Regions from separate parts of the Homo sapiens genome. Here region 2 is linked to region 1. A link is a loop called in an ENCODE intact Hi-C map of the cell type or tissue named here. Cell type or tissue: heart left ventricle. All regions are shown on one strand.

Region 1 (2,500 bases):
CACCACCATGCCTGGTTAATTTTTTGTATTTTTAGTAGAGATGGGGTTGTGCCATGCTGGCCGGGCTGGTCTCGAGCTCATGACCTCAGGTGATCCACCCGCCTCGGCCTCCCAAAGTGCTGAGATTATAGACGTGAGCCACCACGCCTGGCCAGAATCTGCATCATTTTAAGAGACAGGGGAAAAGAATGTCCCTGGGATTAAAATAATTATTGTACACTCAATGTTTTAGAAATATTTTTAAGTAAGGGGAAACGATTACTCCAACTGAATCAGATCCATTGGGCAGGATGGTTTAGGAAAAGGAGAATCCCATAGAATCCAGCTGTCTCTAATCTGAACTACCTGCTTGTTTCACACACATAATGTCCTCTGGTGCTCTTAATAATGCTAACTAGAGGAGCCCTGAAACTCTGTCGCCATCAGGGAATGTGAAGTCAGCTATGCAATGGAACTGTGTTTCCAGCAACGTTGTGAGAGTCTACAGAAGTGGCCACAGAACAGGCTGTTAGGAAGAAGTAAAGTTGGTGCCTAAATTCCATCAAGAAAATGTCAGAGACGGAATCTCTTTAACAGTTAAAACCTGTTATCTCTAAGGACTCATCATTTTAAATAACACTTCTGATATGCATTAGGGTAGAATAATAAACGCAATGATTTATTAGGTTAGAAGATTTTTAAATGGTACCATTTTGTGACAATAACCTACAAAAATATGTTAAAACACACTATTAGCCAGGCGTGGCCAAAGTGTAATTCCAGCACTTTGGGAGGCCAAGGCAGGCGGATCACTTGAGGTCAGAAGTTCGAGACAAGCCTGACCAACATGGTGAAACCCCATCTCTACCAAAAATATAAAATTAGCTGGGCATGGTGGCGCACGCCTGTTATCTCAGCTACTCAGGAGGCTGAGGCAGGAGAATCTCTTGAACCCGGGAGGTGGAGGTTGCAGAGAGCCGAGATAGCGCCATTGCACTCCAGCCTGGGCAACAAGAGCGAAACTCCATCTTTAAAAAAAAAAAAATTTTTTTTTTGCATGTATTTAAATGTGCATGTGCGTGTGTGCACACATGTATGAATGGGCGTTTACTGCTGGGTTAACTGTTAATATTGGTTATTTGGTATTTCTGTAACCAAAGGGACGTGTGGTAATATACTTTATAAAGTACAGTTGAAATATCAGTGATTAGTTAGTGCTAAGAGTAGGCTGTTTATTTTATTTATTTTTTGAGACAGAGTCTCACCCTGTCACCCACGCTGGAGTCTACTGGTGCTTGGTTGCCATCTTGGCTCATTGCAGCGTTGACCTCCCGGGCTCAGGCAATCCTCCCACCTCAGCCTCCAGAGTAGCTGGAGACACGTGTCACTCTGCTTGACTAATTTACTTATATATGTACTTCTTTTTTTACGTATATACAGTATCTCACTATGTTGCCCAGGCTGGTCTCAAAATCCTGGGCTCAAGCATTCTCCTGCCTTGGCCTCCCAAAGTACTGAGATTATAGGAATGAGGCACTGTGCCTAGCCTGGTTAAGTGTTTATAAGAATGTCAGTATATTATTGGAACCAATTAAGATTCTGTTAGGAGAAGCTACATGAGAAAAATCAGTTCTTTTAAAGAAATGGTAACACAATAATATAGTATCTAACATATTTTTTCACATCAAAACAATGAATTGTATAAAAAACTGAGAGTGATGATTTCAGATATTTTTCCTCTGCCTCTCTGTGACTTTCAACTGTCCCTCACTGTTAAAGTTTGTCAACCTGTGACATCATCTCATGCAAACACTTAAAGATTAAGCGAGATCATGAAAACATGGGTTCTTGGTGGAAAATCAAAAATCTTATTTGTTCTTTAGAACTTGGTTATAATTTCTTTATGAAGCTGCCAATTTATTCACAAAGATCACTGGTGTCATCCACCCCCCCTCAACTGGGAACCACTTACAGACTGTTTTGTGTGGTGCAGTCAAAGGATAAGAATTGGCTTCACACCAGCCCACTGGGAAGATGTCCATGGATTCCACATCAACAATGACCTCTGGAACAGGAGTCTGCAGCCCTGCATGGGAAGAAGTTGAAACAAGAGGTACAAACAGATCTTACCAACAAAGAAATAGAAGGACAACAATAATAGAGCATCCCTAACATGGGGAAAAACATTCCTTTATACATTAAAAAACAAAAACAAAAACAAAATAGCCATATGGAAGAGATGACTTTAGAGGAGTCTTTAATCTTATCAGAGACAAAACTCCTTGAAATATAAAAAGGCAGGAATAAAAGGGGTTCAGAGAAAACGAAGGTTTGGAAAAAGAGAGATACTCTGCCCTAAAAGTAAAAGAGGAAGAAGGACCGTAGGAAAAGATTGGCATCGGAGCAGGATTGGCTGAAAGAGAGAACAAGCATCCCCCTTTCCTAAGAACAGCTCTGGGGTTAAGGGAATGTATCGGAGCTTGGGGTGGGACCTCAGGGCCCACATCTAAGCCTTCATGAT
Region 2 (2,500 bases), 210 kb after region 1:
GATTAAATGACAGAGGCCTTTTAAAGGACAGAGTTACCGAGCAGGGACTGGCTCTCAGGCCCTTTTAAAGACAGCAAAAATGAGACAGAGGATTTATTTAGTATCTACTTTGCTCCAGACACTATTCCAGGTATTTTTTACATATATGATAACATTTCATAACTCCTAGTCTGTATTATGTGTAATATCCCTTTTAAATGGTTTGAAAATATGTTTTAAATGTATATTTCTTTACACATAAAGCTGAGTCCTCATCCACTGTCACTGTCATTGAAACACAGGTTGCATCTCGGTTTTTTCTTGTGGAACTTGAGTTGTCTGGAACCATTTACACTTTCTAATTTTACCCCTTTATGACTGAGGGTATCTATTGGCAAAAACACACACACCCCAACTGGGTGCAGTAGCTCACACCTGTAATCCCAGCCCTTTGGGAGATTGAGGCAGGAGGATCACTTGAGCCCAGGAGGTGGAGACCAGCCTGAACAACATATCCAGACCCTGTCTCTACAAAAAATAAAAATTAGCTGGGCATGGTGGCATGCACCTGTAGCCCCAACTCTTCGGGAGGCTGAGGCAAGAGGATTGCCTGAGCCCAGGCAGTAGAGACTGCAGTGAACTATGATCATGCCACTGCACTCCAGCCTGGGTGACAGAGCAAGATCATGCCTCAACAAACAACCATAAACACAGTGCAGGTCAGAGATGTGGGTCTGTGACCCTAGAGCAGTATTTCCTCTGTGAATGATAACTGGCCTGAATGAGGTTGAATTTGACACCATGTAAAAGCATCAAGAGTCCCATTGAATTTATACTGCAAAATAGACTAAACAAACTAAAACAAGCGACCAAAAATCCCACATGAAAAAGCACTTCCATGAATAAGCACAGTGGACAATTTGTTACATTCACCCACTACCTTAATAAGTGCCCGGCTATGGTATACAAGAGGAGAGATACCAGTATTAGGGAGCTGGACTATCTCAGCTTTCATGTAGCTTCAGCATCGCCATCCTATTTGTTTTCACTGTGTAAGCTGCTTTAGATGATCTTAGTACAGAATAAATCATTATTATCATGATCAAAGAAGTGATAGTTAGTAGATCTACAAAGACTTGATTTGCAGTGCCATCTACTGGAAACAGACATTGACTTGCTTTTAGATTTTTTAGATAGTTTTTTGTTGTTGTTTATTTTATTTTTTTAAATAAAGAACGTTGAAGAATACAGATATCAGTAGTAAGGGAAGAATTTGGTTCTTACTATATTTGATTATAGATGATGGCTTAGAAGCCCTAGCTACAAATAAGCTGAATTGTATTCTTATCAAATCATTCATCCTTTGAATGTTAGACATAAAGAGTACTTACATGTTTCTTTGAAAAGTAACATTGCTTCCTTTTCTTAAAATGAGTCACTTAAACCAGTTTTTAATATAGCACTATGGTTTTTTTCTTATCCCTTTAAAGATTGATTTTTTTTAACCCTTGTAAGTGCCTCTGAAATGGATATCGTTGCTGAATTCTTGAAGATTTTCATTTTAATTTCATACCTTGGGGATGGGGGAAACTCAAAAGATTTTTCAATCAATTTTTTGAAGAGAAACTTACATAAATTAGATATAGAGGAAGATTAATGAAAAATAAAAACCAATCTCTGCTTACATTTTTCTCATTCAACAAATATTTACTGAGGACCAGATGTGTGCCAGGCACTGTTGTAGGATCTGAAATACAGTGAACAAGACAGATGAAGCCCTGTTCCATGACACTTATAGTTCATCAAGGACAGATCAACACCAAAGAAATGAATATCTAATATGTCATGTGGATGTCAGTGCCATGGAAAAGAGTAAAAGCAGGGGGAGGTACAGGAAGTGACAATGACAAGTATGGTGTTGGGGGAGGATGACGTTTTTTATGAAAGTGGGTCAGGGAAGTGGCATTTGAACAGAGAGCTCCAGACAGCAGGAAAAGTAAGTACAAAGATCTTGATATTGTCTTGGCTCCATTGGAAAGAAAGAATAAATTATACAAAAGTTTGATGATATTTAACACCACAGGCATAAGCTATTAACTTGTAACTTCTAACTTAAGCAAGAAGTGCCAGTATTCCCAGATGGGAGAAAACACAGAGTGGTCAGTTCAAACACATACAGCAAATCCAAGCGTTCTCCAAGGGATCAAACCCAGTTTCCCTGAATTTAATTAGATTCTTAGGTTGAATGAGCCACAAAGGTCACCTGGTCTGCCATCTCTCTCATGCCCAACTCCCCTCTACATTATCTATATTAGTCTGTTTTCACACTGTTATAAAGACATACCCGAGACTGGGTAATTGATTTATAAAGGAAAGAGGCTTAATTGACTCACAGTTCCGCAGGGCTGGGGAGGCCTCAGGAAACTTACAATCACAGCCGAAGGGGAAGAGGCATGTCTTATATGGTGGCAATAGAGACAGAGCGAAAGAGAAAGAGAGAGCATGTGTGTGTGTGTGAAGC

What was found. Hi-C counts contacts between places; a loop is a spot of excess contacts. Peaks named below come from ENCODE experiments on the same cell type or tissue, not always from the same donor. Only the 100,000 strongest peaks of a DNase experiment are listed, where the experiment ranks them.
Region 2: a loop joins it to region 1, with 3 times the contacts of the local background. A loop is called at or near these places in 11 of 110 quality-filtered maps.

The regions. Positions count from the first base shown.
Region 1 is chr10:7,203,864-7,206,363 of GRCh38, forward strand. It overlaps SFMBT2 (Scm like with four mbt domains 2), which reads right to left. Exons shown (of 21, transcript NM_001387889.1): 12 at 1,952-2,065. Among named protein-coding and RNA genes, the nearest start is that of SNORD129, 18 kb to the left of the region's middle. In heart left ventricle, no CTCF peak of the experiment used is centred here; no DNase peak of the experiment used is centred here; H3K27ac peaks cover 1,109 bases.
Region 2 is chr10:7,416,134-7,418,633 of GRCh38, forward strand. No RefSeq gene overlaps it. Among named protein-coding and RNA genes, the nearest start is that of SFMBT2, 6.4 kb to the left of the region's middle. In heart left ventricle, a CTCF peak has its summit at 1,138 (motif pointing left); no DNase peak of the experiment used is centred here.